5 separate regions of the Homo sapiens genome follow, and all the other regions are linked to region 5. A link is a loop called in an ENCODE intact Hi-C map of the cell type or tissue named here. Cell type or tissue: PC-3. All regions are shown on one strand. Links, peaks and the distances in the headings refer to the core of each region. The heading gives the core; the rest is flanking DNA.

The links. A loop is a pair of places that touch in the nucleus more often than their neighbours do. Peaks named below come from ENCODE experiments on the same cell type or tissue, not always from the same donor. Only the 100,000 strongest peaks of a DNase experiment are listed, where the experiment ranks them.
Region 1: a loop joins it to region 5, with 5 times the contacts of the local background. A loop is called at or near these places in 3 of 110 quality-filtered maps.
Region 2: it touches region 5 in a loop (8-fold over the local background); 37 of 110 quality-filtered maps call a loop at or near these places.
Region 3: it touches region 5 in a loop (5-fold over the local background); 32 of 110 quality-filtered maps call a loop at or near these places.
Region 4: a loop joins it to region 5, with 4 times the contacts of the local background. A loop is called at or near these places in 6 of 110 quality-filtered maps.

Annotation. Positions count from the first base shown.
Region 1 is chr1:177,178,483-177,184,705 of GRCh38, reverse strand. The region is part of intron 1 of BRINP2 (BMP/retinoic acid inducible neural specific 2); the gene reads right to left. Among named protein-coding and RNA genes, the nearest start is that of BRINP2, 11 kb to the right of the region's middle. RefSeq lists an enhancer at 2,609-3,170. In PC-3, for the core only: a CTCF peak has its summit at 2,831 (motif pointing right); a DNase peak (open chromatin) is centred at 2,805; H3K4me3 peaks cover 643 bases.
Region 2 is chr1:177,353,154-177,359,376 of GRCh38, reverse strand. LINC01645 (long intergenic non-protein coding RNA 1645) reads right to left here. Exons shown (of 4, transcript NR_126001.1): 2 at 2,312-2,530. Among named protein-coding and RNA genes, the nearest start is that of LINC01645, 4.7 kb to the right of the region's middle. In PC-3, for the core only: a CTCF peak has its summit at 3,584 (motif pointing right); a DNase peak (open chromatin) is centred at 3,596.
Region 3 is chr1:177,945,048-177,951,270 of GRCh38, reverse strand. It overlaps CRYZL2P-SEC16B (CRYZL2P-SEC16B readthrough), which reads left to right. Exons shown (of 32, transcript NM_001356506.2): 19 at 3,329-3,446; 20 at 4,740-4,851. It overlaps SEC16B (SEC16 homolog B, endoplasmic reticulum export factor), which reads left to right. Exons shown (of 26, transcript NM_033127.4): 13 at 3,329-3,446; 14 at 4,740-4,851. Among named protein-coding and RNA genes, the nearest start is that of SEC16B, 22 kb to the left of the region's middle. In PC-3, for the core only: CTCF peaks have their summits at 2,533, 2,734 (motif pointing left), 4,920 and 5,123 (motif pointing right); DNase peaks (open chromatin) are centred at 2,740 and 5,120; H3K4me3 peaks cover 470 bases.
Region 4 is chr1:177,304,270-177,310,492 of GRCh38, reverse strand. No RefSeq gene overlaps it. Among named protein-coding and RNA genes, the nearest start is that of LINC01645, 44 kb to the left of the region's middle. In PC-3, for the core only: no CTCF peak of the experiment used is centred there; a DNase peak (open chromatin) is centred at 2,592; H3K4me3 peaks cover 321 bases; H3K27ac peaks cover 2,595 bases.
Region 5 is chr1:177,253,606-177,259,828 of GRCh38, reverse strand. BRINP2 (BMP/retinoic acid inducible neural specific 2) reads right to left here. Exons shown (of 8, transcript NM_021165.4): 3 at 3,720-3,910; 4 at 2,445-2,653. It overlaps LOC105371625 (a long non-coding RNA gene), which reads left to right and starts at 3,790. Exons shown (of 3, transcript XR_922299.4): 1 at 3,790-3,977. RefSeq lists an enhancer at 3,150-4,349. In PC-3, for the core only: CTCF peaks have their summits at 3,283 and 3,482 (motif pointing left); DNase peaks (open chromatin) are centred at 3,318 and 4,268; H3K4me3 peaks cover 1,875 bases; H3K27ac peaks cover 3,395 bases.

The DNA.
Region 1 (6,223 bases), core at 759-5,758, 75 kb after region 5:
CTTCCCTGTGCTCAGTATTGAGCCAGGGATCTGGGGAAAAAAATGATTAAAAAAAAAAAAGACTCAGGCTCTACCTTCAAAATGTTTATAGTTTATAATTAAAAAGGGAAGTAGACATACTACTTGGCCTCTTCGCATCATTGTAGGACCTTGGCTGCAGTCATCTTAGAAGTCAAGTTCACATGAGAGATAGATGGCACATTCTAGGAATTAAAGTAGGGAGAGAAAGAATTTATCTTCTAGATGGCTCAGTCATGAATGAGCCACCAAGATATCAGTTTTGTTTGTTTGTTTGTTGCTATCCTGAGAGTTGGGGTGGGGTTGGGGAGAACCATGTAGTAGAGGACTGCATACACAAAAAGTTAGATGAAACAAAGGATGAGGGTGAAAAGTAAGGGGAGGGGAGACCTAATAACTGGATGAATTATGGGGAAAAAACCCTGCTGACTCTGTTCAGTTTAAGGTGAGAAATGACAGGATTAGAATGTCAAATTGCTGAGTCCTACAAACCTAACCATAAACCTCCTCTAAGCTGTTCAGCTTTTTTTCTCTGCAGTCACTAATTAAATCTTGCCTTGAAAGAAATAAAGTAAAATAAAAGCCAAATGCTTTTATGAGTCAAGTAGATTGCATACCATCGGCCTATAAGGAGCTGGGTATCTGGTCGATGTGTATGGGGAACTGAAAGTGGAAGGAAATCAAGATAATAGAGCACTTATCTCTCTCTTTAAAAAAGTTTTCATAATTATTTCTCATTGAATGTCCCATCTTTGTAGCATCTTACTTTCATATGCAGTCTCTTTTCCCTATCTAGCAGTAATGGAAAACATGTGGGATTCCCTTTTCAGTGTGATTTATGCAGAACTGTAAACCAGAGGAACCCAAAGCACATTATAAACAGTATTTGAAGTTCAAAAATCATTCATGTCTCCAACAGGAAGAATGACCAGGGTAAGTTTAATATGATGGTTCACCACGTCAGTATCCTTTGCACCATCCACACCTTTTATCCAGAAAATATCTTCATAAACTGTTTACTTTCTTGAATATAAGCTTGCTACATTGGTACATTCCCAAGTCTCTTCTCACTGATTTAATGAAAACACAGTGTCTGTGTCCTAAGCTTAGTATCTTTATGATCAAATATCTGACTCCATTACCTGAGGCCATGATGAGTCCATTTTTCCTGTCACTCTCCTCTCCTACGTGGGGCAGATCTGCCCATCAAATAAGAATTTAAGCAACTAAAGCCCTAACAAAGATATTGCTGGCCCTGTGTTCTTCTGTTGTTTGCCTGAGCAAAATCCATCATTACTCTATATGCATATGGCATGTGTCAACTGTTTTAAAATTAGCCAATTTTCCTAAGCATAAAAATGGATTTTTGTCATATCACATGAACCATATATCACAAAAACAAACCAGTTTTTGTTGTGGCTTTTTTTTTTCTTTCCAAAATACATGAAGTCTTTTTAAGTCACTGCCAAATCCATTTTGCTCACTGCATTTGTGAGATACATCTAAAGAAACGAAGCAGAAAAAGAAAAAAAAAAAAAAAAAAAAAAAAAGCTCACACACTGCCATCACCTGGAAAGAAATCTAGTTCATTACCAAACCAACCATGCCTAGGAGGCTGGATTGCTTCATCCTGCTTTTAAATAATAAATAAATACAGCATTTGCATGCTGCCCTGCACTGAGAGTTTGAGACAGGGCAAAAAAAGAAAAAAAAGAAAAGAAAAAAAAAGAAAAACAACAACAACAACAACAAAACCCCTAAGTTTAAGAAAAAGAACTGTCATTTATGGAGCATTCTACATATCAGACTTGATGAGTACTAATTCTGCATTATTTCATTTCATACTCTAACCCTGTGAGTTGTACCACATCCATTTCACAGATGTGCATCCTGAGGCTAATGTAGTAAAGTAACTTGGCAAGATCAAATACATGGTACGTAGCAGAGCCTGCCAAAGACTTGAACCCAAGTTCACCATGCCTGAGCCTCTTCTCTCAATGACCATGTCGTCACATACGAGAGCAAAAAAAAACCATCGAAACTTCTAAAGACATGATATTGCGGCACCAGGTTTCTTTTCTTCATTAAGCCTGTACTGGTGCGTTCTTTAAGGGTTGTAGCTCAGAGCAGCCCTCTTTGGGAAATTCTGCTTGAGCCTTTGCATAAAGCCTCCAAACATTGCTAAGCTCAGGAGTGATGCAGCGTATGTAAAGAATCAGCAGCTGTCTGTATGGTTCGTTTTGAAGGGCCTACAATTCCTCTCAACAAGGAAAAGCACCATGTCTCACTTGGGTTAAAATCTGTGAATTTCTCTTTTGAAATGTTCTAGTGTTAATTGGGAGGGCAGCACATTAAATCATTATTAGTCATTAATACCTTAACACAAATTAGTTGATCAGGTTACTGAGAGGTGTGAAGGGCCCTGAGGGAAGGATATTATCTTGATGGAGGTGGTGGGGAGTTGCCAAAGAGGGCAGTCTCTGGATTGCTGCAGGGGCTGAGTGAGGCTGAGTGAGGGAGCTAAGGGAGGATGGGAGGGGTGGGGCAGGGAGGATGGGAGGGGTGGGGCAGGGAGGGAGGGACGGCACCAGGACTAATCAGCTTAGTTCCAGACAGGATTGCTTCTGCAAATGCAACTGTCCCTCCCCATTCCTTCTCCGCACACGCGCACGCACACATGGCTCCCCTGCTGTCCCTTTCGAGCTTGCCGGAGTGTACTTACAGATAAGGGTTTTAGGAAAGGTACCGGCCACTCCTCGGCAACCTCCGGGGCAAGAATCCCGCCTGCGCCTCTGCGGCCGGGGGCTTGTAACACAGCTTTTCGCCTCTAGGGGTCTCTAGTGACCCGAGGCTTCCGGAGGAGGCTGCCCTTGCTCCGCGGTCCCTCGCGGCTCAAATCCGAAAGGTCGGAGATTTCAGAAAGAAGAGGCGTGTGCAGGGCGCCTCCCAAGACCCCGCCAGCCGCCGGCACACCCGTCAGCCACCTGCCCCTGCTCCTGCCTAACGACGTATTGATGATAAATGGCTGAACACCGAGTGAGGGGGTGGCAGACATTAGCTGCCCCCACAGTCCTCACTGCGTGCTTAGTTATTTCTATGTCTCAAGGGGATTTCAAGGACCTCCCTCTGCATCCCCACCTCACACTCTTCCAGTAAACCCAGTCCCCCGGCCTGCCAGACTACAGCCTAGCAGGAGTCTCCGCGCTCTCAGCCCGGCAGCCTCGTGGTGGGGATGGGGCATGAACCGGAGTGAGGGACAGGCAGGCCCCAGTCACCAGCTACCCGCTGCCGCTGGGCCTGATGTTCTGCCCTCCCTGAGCTGGGGCTCCCCGCGAGGGAGGACCGCTGCCTTCGTTCTGGGAGACCTGGGTACCCTAATGAAAACAGAAGAAAAAAAATCACAACTGAGGAGTATTGGGAAAAAGCACGAAACTTTGAGCAAGGCACTTGTTCCTCCCAGTCCACTGTTGAAGAGGCTGCAGGAGTTAATGGCAAAATTCTGGCTTTCTAATTCATCCTGCAACACTTGTTTGAATCCCAACTCCACTATTCACTAGATGTGAGATCTTGGGTAATTGACTTAACCTCTCTGTACCCATTTTATTTTTTCATCTTCAAAACGAGAATAATAGTATCTACTTCATAGAGAGTTGTTAGACTTGAAAGAGATCTTACAGTGCATACTCTCAGCATCTAGTATAGTGCCTGGCACACAGCAGGCGCTCATTCATAGACATTGAACTCCTTGCATTTTCAATTACTGAGAACGAGGGAGAACAACAATGATTGGTCCTAGTCTCACAGAACTTCGCAGATGTGTCTGGGTGAGTGAAAGTCTTATATTTTAAAATCAATTTTAATATATCACCTGTGATTTTAAATGAATCACAAGTTTTGCTTTTTAAAGAACTTCTGCAGTGGTCTTCAATGTGTTTTGAATACTTTTAGGTTCCAAGGAGTTGCCCTAGGGAACACTTGTGGGTGAGGAAAGAGAAGAAACAGGTGGCGGAGCTCCAGACCCCCTAGGCCTGCTCCAACGAGAGAGCTCCCCTTTTATCTGCTTTATATATTGGGGTTTTAGGTAAGGGTTTATTGATGAAAGTCTTCCACTGCTTTTTTGAGAGATGAAAACCACTGTGAATATGTCCTTGTATAATTCAGGGAAACCTTTTCCTCCAGGCTTAAGGATGCTCAACTCTGCTATTTGTCAATCATTGTCTTTAATCTTTACAATTTTTGTGCAACATAAGGTGTAATATCCATTTTACTAGGTGGGGGTACTGAGGCTGATACAAGCCACACATAGCAGAGGTCACACAGTGGGTAAGTGACTATGACCAGATTGATGCCCAGGTTTGTCTTACCCAAAAGTCACCCACCCCATTGAACCTCAGAGCCACCCAGGGTGGAAGGCAGAGGGCATGGTGCAGGGGCAAGAGCCCAGAGTCTGAATGTTGGTTGCTCCTCTATGCTTTGCCTTCCTCAGTTTCCATATGCAAAACAGGAATGACACTTACTTCATAAGGTTGTAATAAAAATTAAATGAGATAATATAAGTAAAAATGAACCTAGTACAATTTTTATCATAAAATAGGCATTGGGAGTATATTAAATATGTATGAACTTGTCCCACCCATTTCATCTGCTCGCCAAATCATTTCTTTAACCTTTTATTATAAGAGATATTCATTCAGAAGGTATAGATGCATGCATGTGTATATACGGGGTGTGCGTGTGTGTGAATACATACGTACATATGTGTGTATAGATGTGTGTGTATATACATAAAATTGTAGAGCAAACTTGCCCTCGGGTCAAGAAACAGAACACTGCCAGCATCTCAGAATCAACCCCCTCTGCATACCCCTCCTTGATCAAATTCCCATTTCTCCCTCCAGTCCAATTCACTTCTCATCTTGTTAAAAAATAATTTTCTTTTCCCCTTTTACTCATGCCTCTGGGTTGTCCCCAGCCCTTTTGCTATGCCTCTGTCTGTCACTTTGCTAAGGTTCTGAGTGACACGTTGTTCACAGGAGAGAAGTGAAATAAAGTGGTTCAGCAAAACAGGTGTGTGTGTGTGAGAGAAAGAGTGTGTGTGTGAGAGAAAGAGTGTGTGTGTGCCATGCTTCCTACCCTTGTAGGATGCAGCATACTGGACACCTTCTGAGATATGTCTTAACCCAAAAGAACAGGAGGGACAAATAGATTGATAGGGGATAGGTTTGGGAACATTTGGGCTATTTGCTGTACCCCAAGGCCACCCAGGCTTGAGTGTGGTACCTCCAGCAGTGACAAGTGAACATCACAGCAGCTAGTGTCTTGGTTACATAGAAGAAACAATTTTTCTCCTCTTTAGATTCCCAGATCCAACTCTAGAATTTCTACTTTTCTCAATTGACAAATTACACCTCAATTTGAATGTTACTTTCTCTAAGAGACTTTCCCTGACCGATGCCTCAGTCACTCTGTCTGACAATACTCTATTTTATCTTCTTCATTATCAGCACTTGAAATTATTTATTTGTTTATATTGTTATTTTTCTGGATACCATAGTAATAAAGAATGTGGACTCGGGGTCTAAACTTGATTAGAATGCCAGCTCCCCTAGTTACTAGCTGTGTGGTCTTGGGCAAGTTACTTAGCCTCTCTGGGCTTTCAACTCAGCGTCTATAAAATAACAAACCTACTTACCTTATAGGATCAAATGAGTTTATTTGTGTAAAACTTCAGTACAGTGTCTGCCTGACACTTAAGTACTATTAAGGTGTTAGCTATTATCGGCAATGTCCATAATAACCATGATTATCATGATTATAATCATACCTTCTGTCTAGAATGGAAGCAACTTGAGGGCAGACCTTTTATCTGTGTTGCTGTTTGCTGAATCCTCAGTGCCTAGGAATATGACCCAGCACTACACACTCTTAATAATATACTCAATAAGTATTTTCAGAGAAGTATGTCTTCGAGCCTCGATCCCAGCCCTGCTGCTTGGTGCAGGAGATGGCCATATCAACAAGTCAGAATGGTGTGGTGAGTACAGAGCAAAAACAGAATTTGAACAAGATGTGTAGGAGTCTAGAGGGGGAGGCAATTAATTCTGTCCCAGAGTTTCAGAGAAGACTTCATAGAGGGATACTATTTACAGAGTCTTAAAGCTCAGTAACCCTTCAAGAAGCAGAGAATAGGACAGGGGAAGATTCT
Region 2 (6,223 bases), core at 683-5,682, 100 kb before region 5:
AGACTGGCATTTGAGTCAATGAACTGAGTAAGAAAGATCCACCCTTACCCAACCTGGCAGGCACCGTCCAATTAGCTGAGGGCCCAGATAGAACAGAAAGGCAGAGGAGAGATGAATTATCTCTTTCTCTTCTGGAACTAAGACACCCTTCTTCTCCTATCTTTGGACATCAGAACTCCAGGTTCTATGGCCTTTGGACTCTGCAATTTATATGAGTGGTGCCCCCAGTTCTCATGCATTCAGCTTTGGACTGAGAGTTACACTGTCTTCTCATCTGGTTCTCAGGCCTTCGGACTTGGACTGAGCCATCCTACTGGCTTCCCTGGGTCGCCAGCTTGCAGATGGTCTGTGTGAGACTTCTCAGCCTCCATAATCTTGTACGTTATTTCCCCTAATAACTAACTAACTTCCTTCCTTGTTTCTCCCCTTCATTTCCTCCTTTCTTATCTTTCCCTTCCTCCTTCCCTTACCTCCTTCTTCCCTTCCTTCTTTTTTCCTTTCTTATCTTCTCTTCCCTTCCTTCCTTTCTTCCTTCCTTCCTCCTTTTCCCCCTTTCTCTCTTCCCTCCTTCCCACCTTCCTCATTTATCTTTCTCTCCCTCCCTCCCCCACTCTCTTTCTTTCTCTCTCTTTCTCTTTCTTTCCTTTTCTTTCTATTGATTTTTTTTCACTGGAGAACCTTGACTAATACAGAGCCCTTGGAATAATTTTATTTTCTTCCTGACTCCCAGATTGCCCTTTCTCAGCATGATATTTTACTTCTACCCACATGAAATTAGATGTTGCCCTCAAGAGTCTGTCTATGTCTCCTTCTTTTCTTTTTCCTTATGTTCTTCCTAGTAATCTTAAGCTCACTCAAGGCTATTTACTATTATCTTATGTAGAGCTTTATCCTTCTCAATCTTCAGGGCCAAACTTTCTCTAAATTCATTTTTTTTTTTTTATTTCCATGATGGGCATCTTCATGCATACCAAACTAAGCATATCAGTTTTTCCAGAAAAGTTTGCCACTGTTCAATGTTCTTTATTCAGGTTACTATCAGAAGATTTTCCTAGACATTTAGATTTAAAACTTGTGAGTCATCCTTGACTTTTTCCCCCTCAGCCTGGCACATCTAATCATTCGGTGGTCTCTCAGCTAACTCTCTGTTTTCTTTCACTCCCTTCTTATCCACCCAACTAAACATTCATTCTCTTCTCATCTAGGTTATTAAAATGGTCTCCTAACCATCCTCTCTGCCTTCATTCCCACCAACATAGACTACACACTTAAATTGCAAAATACCCATTTCTGATCATATCTGTCATTGACTAAGGTTGTTAAGGACACACATAATCTAGCAACTAAGGATCACAATGCTCAGGTTATATTTGAAGCCTCTCCTACTTACCTTTCCAATATCAAATCAAATATCCACTTTTATTTACCCTTTACCCCATTAAGCAGACTCATTTGCTGCTTTCCCTAGACATGTAGAATTTTTCTGTCTCTTTTTTGATTAGAAAGCCCTTTTTCTGCACAATGAAACATGACCTCTCCTTTAGGATCCAATCAGAAGTCAGCCGCCTTCACACAGCCTCCCCTTGTGTTGTGCTTTTTTGTCATTTCTCTTATTCCCTCCCCAACCTCATGTATTACTGAAGAGTAATTCTCTCTCTTCTGAATTTACACTTAATTTTTTAATTAACCAACTTCTCTGTGTTTTTCCGTTTATAATCCCATGGCATTTTACCCATAGCTCTTAGGGCAATTATGCACTTTGCATTGATTCTGGAGATGTTCCTCCATAAATATCTGGTGGATGAATGAATGCAGCCTTTATAGATTTTTTTTCCTCTAACAAGTCTGATTTCACAGACTCTAAGTCAATTGAAAAAATATTATACGTGAAGTGAATTTATGTATGCTTGCAACAAGTTATTTTAAAGGATAATTTGAAAGGGTGCTTATTTCTGGTGTGGGATTGCAATTCTTAATATAACTATAAAAAGAAAAAAATAAGCTAGTGATGGGATGGTTTTGTGATATTCTCTTACAGAATATTTTAGTCAAAATTTTGTATAATAAGGCAGAGAGTGAGCTCAGCACAATTCATAGCAACAGCATCAATAATTTAATAAGCACTATTCACTGAGAACCAAATATGTGCCAGAAACTGTTCCATATAATATGTACATATTATTTCTATTTTTACATTTTACAGATTTGCAAATTGAGGCTTAAAGGGATTAACTTTAATTCTCTAACTACTCAAGCTTAACATTTAAAATCCATACTTAAGTCTTATTTTTCTGGATCAGAATCTACTCACCATATTACTCCAGGAACTTCCCTTTTCCCTTGTAAATTCTGTTCCATTTTTGGCCAAACCATGGTTTGCCTCTGCTGCATTAGTTTGAAGTCATTTTTTTTCCAGACATTGTGGCGGTAGTTCCCAGATGTCCGAAAAGATGAAGTTATCAGTGCACGAGCAGCCAGGGCTTTTCTTTATGTTGATTCACCTTAGGACACAGCCCAACAATGCCTGCAACTGAAAGTCATGTGCATTAGCACAGCTCTGCCTCAACCATGAGCCCAGGACACAGAGCTGTGCACCAAGCATGATTCTTTCTGTTAATATTAATTGGCATAATTTAGCTTAACATATTAAATCTTAGAAGTGTAGTAATCGTCAAACAAAAATGTCTACAGTGACCTATTAGAACGGAAACTTCCACCATAAGAGCCACTCTTCGGAGCTTTGCAAGTTCACTGTTATATAAGCTTACTTGAGGGAGTTCCCTATGGGTAATGTAGTGAGAATAAAGAACTTGGGGTTCAAATCGTGACTCTACTGCTTAGGAGCTATGTGGCTTCTAGGTGTCTGTTTCCCTGTTTCTGTAATAGGTGGGCAGAGGGGTAAGGAAGGAGATAACATCTATTTTTTAAAATGGTATGAGGACTGTAGGAAACATATGGACCTGGTACAGATGAAATGTCCCCAAAATGGTAGTTATTACTGTTATTACTCTCACAGGAAATTCCTATCCCTTAGCAGAAGAAAGCATTCTGTATTAGTTTCCTGTGGCTTCTGTAACAAATTATAATAAACCAGGTGGCTTAAAACAACAGTTAGCTCTTGCAAAGTTTTGGGGGCCAGAAGTCTGAAATCAACCTGTTGGCAGGATTGTGCCTCCTCTGGAGGCCCTGAGGGGAAATCTATTATTTTCCTCTTCCACCTTCTGGTGGCTGCTGACTTGCTTGACTTATGCCCACATCACTGCAATCTCTGCATCCAGGGGCACATTACCTCCTCCTCTTCTGTCTGTGCTCTTCCTCTTATAAGGACACCACTCACTTAGGACCTGCTCATTTAACTCAGAATGACGTCCTCATCTCGACATCTTTAACTTAATTACCTCGGCAAAGACTCTTTTTCCAAATAAACTAGCATTCACAGGTTCTGGGATTAGGATGTGAACATGTTTGTGGGAATGTGAACAACTCAACTCACTACAGGTCCTGAAGGATTAAGTTTTTTGTTGACTTTTTGGGGGCAGGTGTACATGTGTGGTACACAGGATGCTGAGTGGAATAATGCAGTGATGTTATTGACGACCAGGGGGCAGCATACGAGGCCAAAACAGATTCTGAGAGTGGGGAGTAAGGCTGAGGAAACCAGAGAAACAAGCTGAAACAATAGGAGATGCAGGAGGCCTGGGTTTGGGGAGACCTAGGCTCTAGATGTGGTCTTTGCCCCAATTCACAGTGCAACAGAGGGCAAGACATCTCTATGGGCCTGTTTCCCCATATACAAAATGAGAAAGATTGGAGTGGAGCAGGGATTTTAAATTGACTGCTTGCAGGCTGAATGCAACGTGCCTGTGTATATCAATTGTAACATCTAAAAATCTGAATATTTTTAAGTTGGCAGACATCATATAAAAATTAGTATAGCTTCTCTCAAAAATCATATGTAACAGGCACTGGACACGCAGTCTCCAATGCTGATGATGCGTTGTAGGAGGGTGACCCTACCCTTCAGCTTGGCACAGACCCCCTTGTGTACTACCTAGCCCACCACACCCCATTGTCTTCTGACATTGTGGTTGACTGCCAGTCCCTTTTGTCATCCCCTCACACTGCAGATTCCCTGATGGTCAAGACATATTTTTCTGTATCCAGGTTTCTATCAATAGTGAGATCCAGGTGGATGATTTTTCCTATACCTAGTTGGGTTCACTCAACTTACATAACCTGCATGAGGCCTCTAGAGTTTTGCCTTTGTGATCCCAAGTCAGAAGACTGAGACCACTGGTCCTCTCTGGGATGCCAATGACCTCAGTGCCAGAAGGGAAGGTCGGGGAGCCGGGGTGGTGCTAGAGACTAGCTTGATCTATGTCTGCAAATAACTCTCCGTGTGCCCACCCAGGTATGTGAATCCACCAGCTGTGTGAATCTACCTGTCTTAGGACTACTTCACAATTCATAGGACAATGTTCTGGCAACTCTTATTGCTCCTTTCCCCAATTTTCTCCATTCTCAGACTTCTTTCCCTCATCTCTCTGTACACATCCGTGGGACTCCTGCTACAGGATCTTTTACCCTTCAGTTCCTGCCATTGAGTCCCCATCCTGTGGTTTGTTTTCATTTTTTTGGTAGCAGTTCCTCCTTCATCCTAGACTTTCCTGCTCTCTCCTACATGATTCATGACTTAGTTCTGCAGAGCATTTTTAGAGCCTTGTTTGCAACGGAAGAGAACTAGGGAAACTAAGCAGCATATTGTCTTCAATCTGGTCCCTCTCATAAGGGATCTAAGCTAATTCTTACGATTGTAATCCTGCAGTAATGGACCATCTGAGAAGACAGTCTCTCTCTCAGTGGGAGCCTCCTATGACTTAGGAAAGAGTCATGTGCCCAGGTGTTGCCAGGGCTGAGCTTGCCTGCCCACTCTTCACAGAAGCTGCCCTGATCTCAAGGTCTCCTTGTTACTTGTGCTTACTCAGAGTCCCTGTCTGACACAGAAGAGTGATGCCATCTCGTCTCCCCACCTTCCCAACAATTTTTAAACCTCTGGGTGCTGCTACCAGCTTGCCTGGAAGGTGGGGTTCTAATAATGACAATTAGCTAAATATGCAAAGAAAAGAGAAGGGCAAGGTCTCTCCCAAGCAGGAGCCGCCCTGCTTTTATTTTTATTTCTCTCTGTGTGTGTGTGTGTGTGTGTGTGTGTGTGTGTGTGTGTGTGTTTCTAAACTTCCCAACAGCTACTAAGCTAAGAAAGTTTTAAATATATACAAAAACTACAGAAAGGCTTTCTCTCCTTTGAATCTTTAGCTCTGTGTAGTTCAAGTCAACAAACAGCTAGTGGTGTCTCCTTGGTGCCTTGGCTATGCTTGTGTTCAGTTTTGAAGCAACAAAATGTGGAGATAATGCTAGCTTTATAGTAAGGGTACACATGATCAGCAGGGAAACAAGCACAACTCGAAAAGGCAGAGCAGAAGGAACAGTTTGGTACGTACAGAGGAAGGTGGATTGAGAGGCAGGAAAGGATGATTGAGGCAAAAAATGATATTATTCCTGGTTCATTTTGGAGATGATGACAATCCCAAGGCTTCTGCAGACTCCAAGGACAGGAAATACTTCTTAAAGACTCACGTGGTTCCCTCAACAGTGTGTGCGCATTTCAAATTGCGTCCTATTATACCTCCCATTTTTCTCCATTCTGCGTATGAATGGATGGTGCCACTGTTAACCCAGTTGCTCAAGCTGGAGGTGCAGATTCCTCCTAATCCCCACTGGCTTCTTCTCTCCTTTGCCTTTTTTAATCACCGGATCAGTCGCTTCTGCTTTCTCAGTGTTGACTCCATGCCCACTTCTCCCCCTCCCCTGCCCTTCTAGGTCTATTGCAGGGCTTTCCTAACTCATTTCAGCCTCTAGTCTCTTCCTGTCCCATTTCTCCTTTATTCTACCACAACTCCCAATTTGATCATGTTACTAATAGGCTTGAAATATTAAAAACAAATCTTCCAAGGCTCCTATGAAACAAAATTCCCAATCCCTAGCTGACATTCAGCCCTGATATTTTGGTGTCTTCTCTTCTCCCCTTTGATCTATACACAAAACGTCCTGCACACTAGATTGTGCAGCTCCTTGCTGATGCTATACTGTTTCCACATCAGCGCCCTCACACCCCCGTGCCCTTTCCCAGACTTCCCCTTACTTCACTCTTGCACCTGCAAGCTCT
Region 3 (6,223 bases), core at 819-5,818, 690 kb before region 5:
GGGTATATATAGCATGCCCTTTTAATATGTACATTCATATGTTAGAGTTCAGGGATATTTTCTTGGATTATATCCTTCAATATTTGTTTTGTTCCCATTATTTTGGTTTCCTTTTCAGGAATTCCATGTACACATATTTCATATATATACACGTATGAATTATATCTATAATTTTCTCTTTAATAATTTTTTATTCTCTTTTTTCCTCTCTTGCCCTCCTTTCCTTCCTTCCTTCCTCCCTCCCTCCCTCCTTTACATCCTCCCTCCCTGTCCTCCCTCCCCTCCCCTCCCTCCCTCCCTTCCTTCCTTCTTTCCTTCCCTCCTTCCCTCCCTCCCTCCTTTACATCCTCCTTTTCTTCCTTCCTTCCTTCTTTCCTTCCTTCCTCCTTCCTTCCTTCCCTCCTTTCTTTTTTCCTTCCTCTGTCCTTTACTGTGTTTTCACTGGTGTCTCTTACTTTTGTGCTCTTTTGTTTCTGTCTTTATTTCTTCAATTTCCCCCTACTTTTTTCCTGAGCTCTGAACATTACATTCATTTCCTGTTATCTACCATCTATTTCCTGAGCTCTAGTAACTCAGATTATGCTCTTGCTTCATAGATGCAATTGCTTCATTATTTTACTTAAATTCATGACAAAATGTTTGGTGATAATTTTTCATTTGTTTTGTGGTAACATTTTTGTAGTGAATGTTCTCTCTCCTCTCTATTTTTCATGTTACCTTCCTCTTTCTGTCTTAGGGTGTATTTGTATACATTCTGTGCTTGTTTTCTCATATTACATAACTTTAAAGGAGTTGACTCTTCCCTGGATTTTTATTTCCAGTTATTTATATTAGGTTTGTGCAGAGGATGGGCCAGGCCATATTCCAGGCCATCCGACATTTTCTGCAGGACCCAGTTTTCCATGTGAGCCTGAGTTGCCTTTGCTGCTCTCCAGCCAGTGGGGAGAGCTGTGGGGTCCTCTCCCTCGTGTCCTCTTGGCTTCCCGGGACATGGAGGCACGTCTGTCCAATCTCCATTACTTTTGGTAATGGAGCCTTTTCTCGTATCTTGAGGCTTGGGTTTTTGGTGAACACTAGTTTAAATAAAAATCGACCTCACACTTTTCATTTTTTTTTTTTATCCTTCTTATGGCTTGTGGCTAATTCCAAGAAAAGAGAAATGATTTTCATGCCCCATCATCAAATCAACCGGCTATTTTGTAGCACAGAGTGTGCCTCACAATTCAGTGGAATGGCCTGTGCTCCAGAATGGAATTGCATTATGTCACAAAGTACTAAATGCAGGAAATGATACAATTAGCTATGGTTCATTTTTTTTTTTTGTAATAGTAGAGTTAGCTTAATTTCCCCTATTTTTAGATGAGAAAACGGAGGAGCCAGAGGTGATGTGCCAATGCAGTATTTGATCTTAGGGAGTTTCCCAGCACTTTAGCATCTACTAAAAGGCTGGACTTCAGTTCCATGTGATGAATGGGGTGGTGGAAAAGCATGGCAACAGGACAACACAGACGTGGGTTTCACACAAGTTTAACCTGGACTCTATGTACATCTTTCTGCCAGGGGAACTTGGCTTTGTGTCTTAATTTCACAGAGCCTCAGTTTTTAATCTTTATGGGGATTTTGGTGCCCAGTAGAGTTATTGTGAAAATTAAGGGAGAGAGAACATCTGAACATATCAACCATCATGCTTGGCCCATTTTCGTTAATTAATAAATGTTGGTGCTTTCTCTCTCTCTCTCTCTCTCTACTGTGTCCCCTCCGCCTCTCCATTGATCTGATTTATAGTGATCTTTTCAAATCACCAGCGAGGAGACAGAATAATGACCTCTAAGTTTTTCTTTGTGTGTGTGTGTGTGTGTGTGTGTGTGTGTGTGTGTGTGTGTGTGTTTAGCAAGGGATTTCCTTCCCTTTTGCTGGTTTCTGTAGATCCAGCAAGAAGCAGTTTGGCTTACATGTTAAAATGCAGGTCATAATAGGACTTAGCACATGTGATTATTGGTAGGAGAAATGCTTAGCACAGGATATAGTTCATGGTTCGATGTGACACATGAGAACTGCTATTATTATGATTTATCATCACCATTATTGTTATCATCCTCTTCTCACTGCATTGACCAGATCAACAAGGACTGGGTATAAAATGGAGTTGAATAAAGCATCTTTTATTCCCTGGGATAATTACAAAGACCAAGTAATTATGAATGGTTTTAACTCCAAATCTTAGTTATTATTGGCAATCTTCTGCCCTACCTATCTATATAACAAATTGGAAGGTAGGCGGCTATGCAAATCACCTCTTTCCTCTGCTGAGCTTCCAACTGTGTGTGTGTGTGTGTGTGTGTGTGTGTATTTATACCTACATGTAATTGATTAAGTGCAAACCAAATGTGAAGCACCATGCGATGTGCTTTACACAACTATCTTATTTTATTATCAACAATAACCTGTTAGGTAGAAATTACGATCTCCATTTTAGGGATGAGAAAACAAAGGTTCAGAGACATTAAGAAACTTGCTCAAGGTAGGTAAGCTAGTAAGATGCAGGACTCGAGTTGGGGCCTGTGTTGTTTCCATGACATTATATTGTTTCTTTATTGATATTTTCTGCCTTGAAATTCTCCTTTATTTAGTAGGACAGCCTTAGGGAGAGATTGTGGGGAAAACACCATTGATGCGGGGCTTTGTACATTTCCACCACGCTGCTTACTCTTTTTTGCCCCCTGGTGGAATTCTGCTGCCTCTGCATCGTCCTAGCTGGGCCACTTGGCTTGATTTTCTTATTCTTAAAGTGGCAGTAGGAACTAGACTTCATAGGGTTCCTGTGAAGATTAAGAGGATGTGTGTGAATGGGCTTTGTAGAGCCAGAAAACATAGGCATTTGGTAAGACATTAAGCAGGCCCGTGTTCCCCCGACTTCTGTGACAGGCTGTGGCCTCTTCTACTCATAAGCCAAGGATGTTTGATCTTCCTTCTCCCACTGAAGCCTCAGGGTTTTTCTGAGTTTTGTCTCTAGCTATCTGGGGGTCAGGCACTGGGGAGAAATGTGAAAAATAGTAAGTGAGCAATGTCATTTTATTTATCCATTTTCCAATATCCCTGTGAATGTATGTATGTATGTATGCATGTACACGTATCTGTCTATCTGTGTCCTTCTGACAGTTTTACTTTTTTAAAGATGAGAGCTCTAAATCAATGAATGGCAGCATTGCAGGTGGTAGAGTGGGCATTCTCTGACCACTTCTGAACCAGGAAATAGACAACAGCCTTCTTTATGTACATCTGGCCATTCTTAAATGATTGTACATTTATTTTTTCTGGTGCTTTTCAGTGTTGTGGAGAAAAGCAGTGGGGAGACTGGAGGCCTCACTTGGCTGTGATTCTGTCGAATCAGGCTGGGGACCCAGAGCTGTATCAGCGTGCGATTGTTGCCATTGGGGACACCCTGGGTAAGCGACACCAGCATTTCCCCTCCGCTCCCCTCCCTGTCCCTTCCCTCCCCTCCCCTCCCTGTCCCTTTCCTCACCTCCCCTCCCCGTCCCTCTCCTCACCTCCCCTCCCTCTCCTCACCTCCCCTCCCCGTCCAGGTCAGCTTTAAACATCCTGCCCTTAGATTCTCAGGTTCTAGGTAGGGCCAGAGTCTATGCCCTAGGCTTTTCCTGGACCCAGGAGCCTCCATGTTTTGGGGAAAGAAACTCCAGGGAAACACGTGTCCTTCTTGCCTCTCTGTTTCACAGAATTTCTGCCGTGAGTGAATGCAGGCCAGGCCCCTGAGACTTGGTGTTCTGCTGCTGTAGGAGTCTCCTCTCAGCAGCTGATTTTCTAGCCCTGGGTCAGATTCCCCTGTGGATGGAGTTAACGCATAGGACACCTTGCCTCCTGTTGCTGTAAATTTCTCAGTGACCCAGTTCAATCAGATAGGAAATTCTGTTTTTGCCTGAACCACTCTGGGTTAACCCTGTAGTCTTTCTTGCTATCATCTCTCTGTGAATGTGGCCTTATAAACGCTTAGGGGGCTATTGAGTGTTCCAGATCAGTGGTTCTCAAATTTAGCCAAGAAGCAGAGCATCCAGAAATCATGGTGCTCCCATGAGGCTTTTTAAAATATTGCTCTGTTAAACTTTAATAGCTATGGGTTAGGTTGTGCCAAGTCAGATGGAGGCCATGCAGCACCCTGAGTGGAAGGGAACTAATGTTTGTTGAGCCCTTCTTGGGGGCCAGGCACTGTGCTAGGTATTGTATCTAGCTGAATTAACTCAATTTTGAGGCAGTGGAAAATGTATGGGAGAACATTTCAAAACATGTTGGTAATTAATATGATTTTTATGTTTGACTTCAGCAGGGAAAGCAATGCTGCCTCAGGAAGCCTAGTTTAAGAACGACCACTCTCAGTAGTCTCCTTCTTTGCTCAGGTGCAGGCATTTCAAACTCATTTTTCACCCTGAGGAAAGACTAAAACGTTTAGGGAATTCCTCGTAAAAAGTCCTTTAGGGAGAACGTGAAATTGTGCCTTATTCTGGCTGAAGAGAAATGTAACGTCTGAGGCCAAATGGGCTGTGGGAGGAGGAGTGGGGTTTAGGGGTCTGTGACTCACGCTATGAAAGGCTCATTCATTTAGTCCCATGTGGCTTCTCCCCTCTGACCCCCGAGGCCACTCTTCCATCTGTCTCCCATCCCACCCAGATGATGGCTCCCCATACGGGTGTGCTCCGTGATTGGGTCTTGTTCTCTTCCTCCCGCAGCTGGGAAGGGGCTTGTGGAGGCAGCTCACTTCTGCTATCTCATGGCTCACGTGCCCTTTGGCCACTACACCGTGAAGACAGACCATCTGGTCTTGCTGGGCAGCAGCCACAGGTATGCGACCTGGGAGAAAGGAAACAGTAAGGACATTTTCCAAGGGACTGTTTTAGCCCTTGTTGGGTTTTATGGATCCATTTTTCATTTTCTCATGTGAATTTCAGCTACCGCCGGCTCCCTTATTTGGGATTGTTATCTGTGCAGGTCTGTGCAAGGAGATGCCCCGTGGGCCCCACATTACAGCATTGGCGGGGGCCTCAGGCCACAGGTCCTCCTCTGCAAAGAGGTGGGCTGATGCCTTTGTGTGGTATTGTGCCCTTTGGCCACTGGGTGGCACCCTGGCTCCACAAGCTAACTTTGTTCCTTTAAAAAAACAACATTTTACATGTGGAGGCTTGTGGGTCCGTGTTAGGCAGCCCTGGGCCTGTTCTGAGAGCCTACCCAGGCAAAACTGGAAAATGGAAGAAGTTTATGTTTAGTCCCTCTTTGGGGCCCTAGCATCCCTACAATGACTTGGTGCACAAGCTACTTAGAGTCCCACTGGTGACATTCTCTGTTGGCCATAGCATTAGGCTTTTCCTGCAGGAGGCCCTCAATCAGCTCTCAGTGAATGAATGCATGGACAGAACGATTTGCTCCCTAGAGGCCCTCCCTGTTCTGTATCTCTCTATCCCCCTCCCCATACGTGTTAAGAGTCACTAAGCTCTTACGTTGTGCCAGGCATTTTCTTTGCACTATTTCCTTTAATTATTACACATTTACCCTATGAAGAAGTGAAGTGAAGCAAAGATTTTAATCGTCACTTATGGAGGAGGAAAACCAAGGCACAGGGAGATGAAATAACTTGTCTCAGATGGTACAGTGAGGGTGTGGGTGAGTTGGATTCGGAATCCAGGCAGTCAGCCTGCAAAGCCCTTTTAACTGTTGCACCACACTGCCTACCACTGAGGCAGTGTACCCAGCTCATTGCCTGTTCCTTCCAGGTTCCTGGTCTCTGATAGCACATGGCTAGCTTGTCAAAGAATCCCTTCTGTGCCAAATGTACAATAAGTGTGTATGGGCTAATATGTCTCCCCTCCTATGTTTACGTTGGTTTATGTTGAATGAGGAAATTCTTGGAAATAAAGTCCTACCCCCAGGAATAACCTGGTGATTGTGGTTTTTAAACACCATAGCAAGTTGTTGATGGGAGAAATTTTGGGTCACATGAGACTCTTGTGCCCACCACCTGCCCCAACCAGATCACATTCACTCAGTCCCCATCCTCACTGGTGGAATGAACATCCAATGTATGGACCCGTGTTTGATTTCTGGCTCAGCAGTCCTCACCTGCTCTGCCATGCCTTTTGGTCTCAGTGCTCCCGGAGTGTTACATGGCTCCCCTCTTTTGTGCGAGTTTGCTCAAACTAGGGGTGCCCTTCACAGGTAC
Region 4 (6,223 bases), core at 657-5,656, 51 kb before region 5:
ATTGTCCAGATCTTGGTCATTTGAGAAAAACCATCTGAGACAAAGAGTTCTTTCACAGTTGGGTCTTGCTCTCTGGAGAGAAGCCTAGAGTCATTGCAATGTGCTCTGGGGTGTGGGGGTTTAGAGATGTTTTGGGACTACATGGTAGTGGCCAGGGGTAGCCAAAGCAGCATCCCTATACTCTCCCCAAATCAAAACCACTGCAAAAAAGTTCTTCGGCATCAGAATTATCCAGTTTTATGTTATTTTGCATCTTTATATCCCTTTTGGGTTTTCTCTTTTGTTACCCCCAGCATTCAGGAAATCTTATTTAAATATTCCCCCTGGTCTCAGCTGTGCTATAGGGTTGGCAGGACAGGGTCCTGACTCATGTTTGTTCAGAACTCTAAATAGGAGTATCTCTGTCCCCAGAGCAGCAGTGGTAGCCCTAGTAATTAGCAAAAGATTTCCCTCAGGCAGCATTTTCCAAAGTGGGTTGTATATTATGTGTGTTCTGTTGGACTATTATTAAGCCTTATGGGGCAAAGCAGGCCATCGTCCAATAAGTTTGGGGAATATTGGGTTAAGCAATTTAAACAGGTTTATTCCCAGTAATACTTCTCAAGGCCTTTGTATTAGTTTTCTGCGGCTACCATAATAAACTCCCACAAAGTTGGTGGCTTAAAGCAGCATAAATTTATTCTCTCACAGTTCTGGAGGTCAGAAGCCTGAAAGCAGTGTCACGGGGCTGAAATCAAGGTGTTGGCAGGGCTGTGCTCCTTCTGGGAGGGCTAGGGGAGACTCCGCTTCTTGCCCCTTCCAGCTTCTGGTGGTTGTCAGCATTTCTTGACTTGTGAGCACATCCTTCCAGTCTGCAAGGCCAGGATCTTCAAATCTCTGTCCACTGTATCTTCATGTCACCTTCTGCAGTGTGTATGTGGAATCTCTGCCTCCCTCTTGTAATGACACATGTGATGGCATTTACGGCCAACTCGATAATACCAGATAAGCTCCTCCTTTCAAGACCCTCAATGTCGTAATATCTTTTGCCATCTAAGGTAACATTCAGAGATTCCAGGGATTTATATCTTTTCACAGGTCCACTGTTCAACCCACCCTAGCCTTTAATACATTCTGAGTACTGTGGATCTCTAGGATGAGCTGAGAGTCACAGAGTGTTTCTCGAGCCTCAATGACAAAGCAACTCTCCTTTCACGTACTTTTTGCTGGATTTGCATTCTGAGGAACACACTTTGGAAAATCTTAGCAAGAGAAGATGAGTCTTGGAGAAAAGTCAAAGCCAATCAGTCCAGCTGCCCTTCTCTCTGCGGATCTGGATTTTATTTGACTAAAGCAGATGGCACTTTCCTTGATTCAGGAGATGATATCATCACAGAGATAAACTAGGAAAAAATATCAGCAATTTCACAGGACACCTAAGCCAGACTCCACAGGTGAAGAATCTCTAGGGAATGGTAAAAAATAGCATTATATTACAATTTCAAAACCTGGATTGGATTCCTGGTCCCCCTACATATAAGCTACATGATCCCAGGAAAGTATTTCAACTTTCCTAAGCCTCTGTTTTCTCTTCTATGAAGTAAGGGTAATAACCACACCTACCTGGTTGTGTCATGTGAATACCATCTGTAAAAGTGCTTTATTAAAAGAAAACTTTATACAACCTAAGAAATTATTTTTATTGTGTGAAAAATAACTTTTTTTAAAAAAAAAAGTTCATGTCTTACAGGATTGTCTTGGTGATAGGGGGTAGATCTCTGTTCCTCTTCTCTGGAGATCAAGTTGTTCTTTCACAGCAAAAGCCCAGAGCAATACAACTGTGCATTCTCATCCACTGTTATATTTCCAATTCTTTGAACCTAGTATGTGTTCTATAAATGTGAAAGGAATGAACTGTCCTTGCCTATATCTCTTCTCCCTTTTATCAGTTCCACAGAATCACAGAATGTGTGGGCTGGAAGGGCCCTTGTGATATTGTCTAGAATAATAGCTCCCAAATGCTAATTTAGGGACCTGCAAATCCTGGCCTACATGAGAAGAAGCTGGCAGCCCATTAAATACAGTTGCCAGCATCACCTTGGGGATTCTAATTCAGTGAGTTTGAGATGGGACCTGGGAATCTGCATTTTAAGAAGTTCCCTGGGTGATGTGATAGAGCAGTTTCATACACTGATCTAACTTTTCCCACCACCTTCATATGGAACCATTCCTAAAATATCACACTAAGCAATCTATTTTAAAGATTTTCCTGAAATTCTTGCAACTTCCTTCACTAGAGATGTGCTGTGTACCAAGTGGTCATGTGAGACAGCCACAGGCCCCTTTTGGCTCATTCAATCATTCATTTACTCATCCATCAATTCATACATTGTGTACCTACTACTTACTCTATGGCATTTCCTCTCAGGAGGTCCCTTGTCATCACAGACTCCATGATTTAAAGCCTCTTTCTTTCTCCTTTTTTGTCTTGAGTAAGTAGAGATATAGGATGGCTTGTCTTTCTGCTTTACTGTTGGCTTTTCTCTTTTTTAGGGATTATTTCTAAAGTAAGGAGGAAGCATTTCTTCCCCTAAATGATGAATCACTGAATGCCTCAGAATTATGAATCATTTCTTAGGGAGGATCCCTGAGAAACATAGTCCTCTAAAGTGTAAGGTAACATAATCTCCATTTCCCCAATTAAAAATAATCTAGATAAGTCAGGAGCATTGAATGATTTTTCCGATGGCAGAATCAGGACACGTAAGGCCTAGTTTTCCTAGCTCCTATCCCCTTTCATTTCTTAAGGTAATATTTATTCAGAATTTTTGATTCTAAAATAATGTACATGAGACCAATGTTCTCCAATTTCAAAAATACTAACCTTCAAATATTCGTCTGACTGGGTTAAAGAATGGTCCTTTTCTTCTACAGAACTCATAATTACTTATTGACATCTTCTGACACTCACCATCCTATGCTTATAAATAAGTATCACATGCCCCAAATTGAGCTAGCTAATGCCTATTAAGTGGTGGATGAGTAAAATGTTAACTGTATTTTCCTAGGCTGCAATGGGACCTCAAGTGGTTTATTTGTTTGTTTGTTTTCAGAGCCTCTCCAGCACTGGAGGGTAAAAGTGCTTGCCTCTGAGCCCTGCTTCTCCTGTCTTTACTTTGCCTCTGTTCCAGGGATGCTCTGATCATTTGTCACCAGCAGTCTCCAACATTGGCAGGGAGGCAGGTCCTCAGGCAGCTCTGAAAGCTGGCATGGGATCTCCTGGAGTAGGGGTGCAGCAGCTGGGAGCCTCACTGCCCCTTTTCCTTTGGTTACTGGACTCAGACTTCACAGGACCCAAGGATGGTGCTGTCCTCCTGTGGCGAGTCACATCCTCTGTGTCAGAGGAGCATGCCAATCACAGAATTTCTATGTTCCACTTTTAACAAAGGTCTACCATGTCTCATTATGTTCTTCCACTTAAAAGTCTCTGGATGAAGGTGATGTCTTTTTTTGCTCACATTTATCCAGAAGTCAACAGAAGGGATGTGTAGGCATCAGAGAAGGTATCAGGGCCAAGAGCTGGGGACTGAAGTCTGGGGATAGATTATGGCTTAGGATTGTGGTGGTCTTCATAAGGGCAATGAGAAACTACAGATTTGCTGTATTTTCCAAGATGAACACAATTAGATGCTGGTGGCCCCAAGGAAAGGGCAAGATGACTTACCTTTTTTGGTACGTGTGTCTGACAAGTAGAAAACGCTCCTGATTTGATGAAATTGGTGTTCTTTCTTTTTTTCTTTTCTTCCTCTCTTTCTTTCAAATTGTTGATATTTTCATTTATGATTAATATCATGAATTTTCATTTCATTTACTGGGAAGGTCATTATTCAAAATAGTCCCTTATGCTGTTAGCAGTAAAACCTGAAGTTCAGAGGATCTAAAGAAATTAACTGTTTGAAGGTCAATAGATAGTGTGAATTATGAAATTTAGAAAATCCCCACCTTTTCCTCTCTCTTCTCCTACTCCTTCACTTCAACCAGTAGTCCAAATCATTTGAAAAGTAAGAAAACTATTTTGTGTACAAATGCACAATGCTTAGGTCTCCTCATTGATTCAAATAGCTTACCTGCCTCTTCTCCTCCACCCCAGCCCATTGCCATTCCCCATCACCTTCCTTATCCCAAGAGAGCCTAGATTGGGAAACTCTCACTCTATTTGTAAAACTGTGAACACAGGCCTAGCCCAGCAGATCTGACACTTGTTGTTTGTCCCCTGACATTATAAAGGACATTTGTGTATTTCCTGAGGACAGTCACAGGAAGCCACCAACGTCAGCCACTGTGGCTACCCTTCTGGGATAACTGGAATGGAAAGGCATGCCTCATTGTGTCTCAGGTTTGGATTTATTTTGACGTCGGGAAATGGAGAGTAGAAAGGGAAAGTGTAGGGCAAAAGGAAGACAGATGAGTGGTTAATGGAGGCTGAAGGGGCAGATTGAGAGAGAATACACTCACAATAGACAGAAGATGGATTGATAGATTGGACCTGGAGATGTAAATAGGATAGTTTATTTAAGCTGCTTAGAGTCTCTTCTTATCTATCCATCTATTTATCTATCTGCCTTAAGCAGGGACTGATAGGGGAACAGACAGATAACATGAGAAGGATGGATTAGCAGCAGACTGGGAGCCTCGTGGCATCTCAGATTCCAGGAGAGCAAAGGGACCTGAGGATAAGCATCAGGAGGACAGATTACAGAGCTTCCCTGGAGGATTTCCTGCCCCTCCTGCGCCCCAAATAAAACAAGACCAGTGTCCAGACAGAGAAGGTTACTGGGGCATCAGAGAGCCCATTCCCACACCCCCCGCTGCCACCCCTCCTCTAACAATTTGCAGCTGTTCTCTTCTTCGACCCCAGAAAGTGGACAGCTGCCAATCTGAGAGGGAAGCTGAAAGTGGGGCTTGGTGCTAGCATATATTTTTACGCCAAAGCCTTGCTTTAAATTCCAGTCAGGCTTCCAGTCTTGCAACAACAACAGGGGAAAGGAAGAAGAGGAAAAAGAAAAGAAGGAAAGCTAACCGTGCTCCGGCTGTTCGGGAAAGCTGTCAGCTGTCAGGTCTGCTTAACTGACAACCTGTTCTCCAGAGCCCCAGGGGGTCTGGTAAGGGGAGGAAGAGGTGAGGGCCAGTCTGGGGTGGGGGGCCTTTGCCAGCCTGCACACAACTACATAGTGAGTTTCCTCCACACCCACAAGCTCAAGCCTGTCAGGGCAAGTCCCAGGGCTAAGCAGCAAGCCTAGGGGTGGGGCGCAGGGTATGCGGTAGGACCCACTCTATTCCACGAGTCATCATGGAGCAGAGGTGCCACAGGGTACAAAGCTGCTGTGCTATGGATAAATCAGGCCTTTGCAGGACACCCCCCTTTGTTGGGACAGGAGAGGTTCCTTACAGCTAGGGAAATGAGGAAGAGGGGGAAGATTTCCAGAGGCTTCCAGAGCTCAGTCCAGACTCAGAGGTGCAAGGGAATCCTTCCTTTGGCCTCTGCCACCTTGGGACTGGGAACAGCCTTGAGGCTAGCTAACAGGCACTCCAAGGACTAGTTGGCCCTTTCTACCTCTCATCTACACACTCTGGCTTCCATGATCCTTTTCCTTTCTCTTCCTCCCTTTTCCTTCTCCTGGCTCCAGACTCCTAAGTATGAAATTTCCACCACTCACAAGATAACCTTCTTCAGGGCAAATTCTTGTGTCAAGTTGGAAGACATAACTGTGCTTGGTTCCAGTCCCTGCTACTTACTATGTGATCTTGATTTCAGTCCCTAATGCTTGCTCAGGTGTGATCTTGGGCAAATCAGACTATCTCTAAAAGGGAGATATTTTTTAGTCCACAAATCAAACAAAATTGTGCATATGGAGACATTTCATAAACTAGAAGAGCCTATAAGACATTCTGTTCTGATTTACCTTTATTTCTTTGACAGCCCCTAGAACAAAGACTTACACCATAGGCATGCAATAATAGTCAAATGAACAAATAAACGTGTGGATGAATGGGTGTAGTAGAGAAAAGTTACCCTGTGTTTGCTTATGAGAAACAAGGGAGATTGTTTGAGACTGAGCAACAGCAGCCTTGAGGCTAGCTGGCAGGTGCTGGTCCCCAAGGGCCTCCCTGTGGCCCCACAGAATCAGAGGTGCAAGGATGGGGTCTGGGGATCTGTACCTCAACTGGCTGCACAGCTAATCAA
Region 5 (6,223 bases), core at 881-5,880:
TTTGAAAGAATTTTTTTTCTGAGTAGTAGGTCTCAACAATGGGCTTAAGATAGTTCATAAACCATGCTGTAAACAAATATGCTGTCATCGAGGCTGGATTGTTCCATTTATAGAGCACTGGCAGAGGAGATTCAGCATAATTCTTAAGGGCCCTAGGATTTTCAGAATGCTAAATGAGTCTTGGCTTCAATTTAAAGTGACCAGCTATATTAGCCTGTAAGAAGAAAGTCAGCTTGTCCTTTGAAGCTTTGAAGCCAGGCATTGACTTACCCTCCTTAGCTATGAAAGTCCTCAATGTCATCTTCTTCCAGGAGAAGGCAGTGTCATCTACACTGAAAATCTGTTGTTTAGTGTAGCCACCCTCATCAATGATCTTCGCTAGATCTGGATAACCTGCTGCAGCTTCTAAATCAGCAGTTACTGCTTCATCTTGTGCTTGTATATCATGGAGACGGGTTCTTTCCTCCAATCTCATGAACCAACCTACGCTAGCTTCAAACATTTTTCTGTAGCTTTTTGACCCCTCTCAGTCTGCAGAGAATTAACCAGAGTCAGGGCCTTACTCTGGATTAGGCTTTGGCTTCGGGGAATGTTGTGGCTGGTTTGATCTTCTATCCAGACCACTCAAACTTCCTTCATATCAGCAAGAAGGCTGTTTGGCTTTTTTATCATTCTTGTATTCACCGGACTAGCACTTTTAATGTCTTTCAAGGACTTTTTCTTTGCATTTGCAACTTGGCTAACTGTTTGTTGCAAGCGGCCTAGGTTTTGGCCTTTCTCAGCTTCTGACATGCCTTCCTCACTATGCCTAATCATTTATTTCTAGCTTTTGATTTCAAGTGAGAGATGTCTGACTCTTTCACTTGAAAACTTAGAAGCCACTAAGGTTAATAATTGGCCTAATTTCAATATTGTTGTGTCTCAGGGAATAGGGAGGCCTGAGAAAAGTGAGAGAGATAGGGGAACAGCCAGTTGGTGGACCAGTCAGAGCACACATCATTTATTGACGAAGTTTGTTATCACATATGGGTGCAATTTGTGACACTCCAAAACAATTATAAAAGTGACATTAAAGGTCACATATCACAGATCACCATAACAGATAAAATAACAATGAAAAAGTTTAAAATACTGTGAGAATTATCAGAGATACGAAGTAAGCACATGCTGTTGGAAAAATAGTGCCAAAAATAGTGCCAGGAAACTTGTTTGACACAGCGTTGCCATAAACTTTCAATTTGTAAAAACAAAAACAAAAACAAAAACAAAACCACAGTATCTGCAAAATGCAATGAAGCAAACCATAACAAAATGAGCTATTGCCTGTATATTTATGAATGATCTCTCTGCTATTAGAATTCAAGCTTTATCAGGGCAGGAACTTTACAGCTTTTGTTCATTCTTGTATTCTCAGGACCCCAAACAGTGCCTGACAAATAATACGTGCTCAGTAAATACTTATTGAATGAATTAATAAATAAACAAAATTTGCTTGTGAGTTTCACATGGGATAAAAGCAGGATATAAGACAACTTTGAAGTATTTTCAGTACCTTAACATTTTGCTTAGAATTTTTAAAAAACTGTATTCTCAAGTACAGTATTTTCACTGGTTTTCCCTAAAACAACATGAACTTTACTAGAAACCTCTTAGGTGTAAGTAGAGAAGATATGATGAAGGTTATAGTTATTAAAGTCACAATAACTATTGATCTCTTAAAAACACTCATGAGATCATGTTACTCCCCTGTTAAATCTTTCCAGTGGTTTTTCACTGCACTTTCACTTATATTAAAATTCCTTCTCATGGCACATAACCTGGCTCCAGCCAAACCTCATCTTCTCTTTGTTATTCACCTCCCCATCATCTCAGCAGTCTTCTCTGTGCCCCAACAAGGCACCAGGCTGGTTCCTGCTAAAAGGCCTTAGTACTTACTTGGAACAAGTACTTAGTACTTTGTTCTGTCTGCCTGAACACTTTCCGCTCACTTCTCCACACAGCTGGTTTCTTATCATTCAGAGCTCAAAGTCTAAACCCCAAAGTGCCCTCCATGATCAATCTAATAATAATCGTATGAGCTGCTCCCTCCCCACGCCCCAGGAAATGTACACCTATGACTCTGTCTTGTCTTTATTTATCATTAGAAATAACTTTGTTGTTTTTCCATCCTCCACCAGAGTGCAACCTCTGTGAGCATGGGGACCTTGACTGCCATTCACAGACGTGCCTCTGCTGTAGCCTGCCTCAGAGTGGGTGCTCTGTGAGTGTCTGCAGTGGAATGAATGACCCCATCGTGTCTGAAGGCTGGCTGTGTCTTCATCAGAAAGCTTCTTTTCCTCTTCCATCAGTCGGCCCAGCTGACCTAGAGATGGTTGAGGCTCTGGCCTCCCCCTGGTTCCTCAGTGCTTCCCCCATCCCCTTCCCTGTACCTCTCAGGTCATTACCTTGATGGCCCCCGTGGCTATCTGGATATGGTGCAGCCGTCGCAGCGTGCTCTCTCTGTCGATGAAGTAGGAGGCGGCCAGCTGGTGCAGGGTCTCCAGGGACACAGCTGTGCTGTTCCCACTGCCCCCGATTATAGAGGCACCTCCTGTTGTCTCTGTCTTTCTTCCCAGTTTCTGCTTGTCCACAAAAATGGTCAGGGACTCTTCTCCTATGGTGAACAACACGAGTGTATTGGTGACGCTCTCTGCTCTCGAATCCCCTACCAATAGGAACATAAAACCCTTGGCCAAGATAGACACAGCTGAGAGAGAGTGCAGCCCCTGCTGCCAAGCTCTTCCCCCAGCCCTTACCATCTTTAGAAGAAGCTCATCAGAGGGAGCCACAGGCCAGCGGCCTCGCTGCCTGAAAGGCCCTCTTCCAAAGCTCAGTCCCCCTGCCCTCAGCTTATCTGTTTAACATCTTCTATTGAACTCTGTCTCAAGCAATCCATCTTCATAGGGGAGACACAATTCTCTCTCTCAAGTTGTTTACGAGGAGTCTTCGTGGCTTTTTCTGCTCCCTCAGGAAGGGCAAAAGCCTTGAAGGGGCATCTCCCTCCTCCCCATCAAACACTCAACACCTGCCGCGTGCCGACAGCTGGCCCGAGCCCTGGGAGAGCTTGTTTTAGTCGATTGGACAGTGAGCTAAATGTTATAATAAATCCTGCTTCCTTCTTCCCAGGGCAGAGGGAGCTCTGCATCTTCAGAGATTTTGATCCTGCCCTGGGTCCTAGCCCACATTGCTCCACCCTACCCCCACTCTCCGCCCCACAAGAGGATGATTCATCAGCCCAGAACTACTGGAGTTGGTTTGGACAGTTTCCAATCGTTATAGAGAGGAAGAGGGGTCAGGGACTCCAGGGACTTCGACTTTTTTGCCTGTGGGTCTGACCATTGTAGCCACAGCAAACATTAGAAAGTGGCGAAGCCTCAGGGGTTGGGTGACTCAGCGGAGCGAAAACTGGGAGTGCCCCCTGCTGGCAAGTGCTTGTTAGGAGCCTGTCCACCTCCAACCGCCATACCCAACTTCCCCTCCTCAGGGAATAATTAAATAGAGATGTTCTGGGGTAAATTGAGATGTCAAGAGACTGCACTGTTTTCAAATGCACCAGAAAGACTTCTCAGGCAATAAAAGGCCCGGAAGAAGATAAGACTGTTGGAGCTACGCTACACGAGTCTTAACGTTATTTCCAATGGTCTGGCAACCAATTAGCTTGGGATTGTGATGTTGCTTACCTCCAAGGGTGGCAGAAAGTAAGAAATGAGTGCCGTACTTTTTAATCAGATTTTCTGTAACCTGTTGCAGATTGGGTCTCCTTCCAAGGAGGCGAATGTTCCGGATAAACTCTGGGGCAAGAGGCAATGGCAAACTGAAGAAGTCCTTCCTTTCCAGAGCCAAGTTGTTCACCTTCCAACGGGCAAACTCCCTGGGGGAAAAGCCAAGGGATAAGGAAAAGCTGACCTCGTTTCAGAGCAAGAGGCATAAAATCTGAAGTAGGTAATGTTCTTCCTCCACTTGCAGCCACTCATCTCCTCTCAGCCCACATCCCCTCAGCTGGAGGTGCCCAGAGCCTGGAAGAGGCCCCTTGGCCTCTCACCTGGCCTGTCATTCACATGCTGTAAGAAAGCTCTGTCTCCACTGATCTACATCAGAGCCTCTCCCAGCCAACTTTCTCATCAGACAGTAGTTGATTAGCTTATTCACATGAAGTCATGGTTTACAGTGTTGAGTAGTAGAAAAAACAAACATTGGAACAGTGGTTTGCAAAGATGTGATCTAATCACAGTTGTCTTACCGTGAATGAGTCACATCCCCTCTCATGGCCTCAGTTACTCACCTGTGAAGTCAGGAAGCTTGCTCTAGAACCACTGCCCTCATATTTTGATCTCTGATCCCCTTCATACTGTTAAAAATTATTGAATCCCCATATTTGTACATGTGGCTTAGAGCTATTGAGATTTACCATTTTAGAAATCAAAACCGAGAAAATCAACATTTGTTATTTCATTTAGAGATAACATTAATAAACCCATTACATATAACATAACATTTTCATGACAACTGTATGTTCTGAAACAAAACAAATTTAGCAAGGAGAGTGGCATGGCTTTGCATGTTTGCAAATCTCTTTAATATCAGGCTTAGCAGAAAAGAGCTGCACTCTCATATTTGCTTCTACATTCAATCTGTTTTCATAATTGTGGATTTTCATCTTTGGTACTACACTAAACTAAACAGATGGTAGTTTCTTAAAGGTTAGTTACAATATGGAATCTGAAATCATATCAGTGAACTTTTCATGCTTTGTTACATTAAATCCAGTGTTCTATATTGTAATTTGAATGGATCTTTTTATCCTGCATAATGTTGTAACATCATGTGTTGGTCATCTGGAAAATATCAGGTCACCAAGTTATGCAGATCTTCCACATTTTGACACTTTTCATTATATAATATTAAAACATCTCACTATTTAATATCATGACCAATCTCTTCAACGTCTTTAAATATTAGGAAAATGTCAAGTTCATGAGGATGAATGCAAGTTTTCTAAACTTTGAATTTTCATTTAAAAGCTTAAATTTTATTATTGGCAACAAATACTGTCAGTTGTTTTCCTTGCAGAGTCTGGCTTAATTCATTTTTTTTTTTTGAGAAACACCTGCTAGACACTCAAGTCTGAATAATCACAATTTGTTGCCTGTGCTTTCAAGAAAAAATGGAGTTCCATGAAAAAAGTGGCTAGTTCAGCTTGCAACTCAACCACAAAAGTATTTTTCCTTGAGATAATTATAGTACTTAAGTAGCCTCAGATTTGCTTTATGTGCACTTCCCATTTCATCTTACAGAATATTAAAAACACATGTACCCAAGGGTCAGGATTTAATAAAAGTAATAAATGTTACTGCTTTAAGGACATTCTTAAGTGAAGATAGTGTGTGTGTGTGTGTGTGTGTGTGTGTGTGCATGTGTGCTTATGTGTTTAGGTGCAAGTGTGTAATGATGAAGAATACATGACTCTTAGTGTTATGTGGTATGACTGCTTTTATTCAAATTAAAGTACCAGCAGTTTTATTTTGTACCTTCAGTGCAAATGTCAACATGAACACTCTGAAATAGACTAAGCGGATCCATATTTTGAGAAGCCTTATTCTAGAAGATTGCAAAGTTGTTCCTTTCTAATCCTGTTGAAGATTTTAATTTTCATGCTTTGCTCCTCACTGGAATGTTTGCATTTTAAAGGGGACAGGTTTATAAATCTTTGTCTTGGGATGAAATTTAAAGAATCATATCCATTAATAAAAAATGAGTTTTCCATTGTCCCCCAAATTATACTGGTAAGAACCAGCTCCACTGCCTTAGGAAGCAACAAAATGTAAAGTGTTTACACCCTCTTCACCCATCCCAAATCTGCTCATCATAACAGTGCCAAATCTTGGTCTAACCTTCCCCAAATGTCCATGAAATGCAAATGATAGAGTTGCATAAAAATAAAATAATTAAAAATAAATAAACGGATTTTTGACAAAGGTGCCAGGAACACACATTGGGGAAAGGAGAATATCTTTAATAAATGGTGCTGAAAAAACATAATACCCACATGCAGAAGAATAAAACTATCTTTCACCATGTACAAAAATCAGCTCAAAATGAATGAAAGACTTAAACATAAGACTCAAAACTATAAAACTAATAGAATAAAGTTTAGGGGAAAAGCTTTATGACATTGATGTGGGCA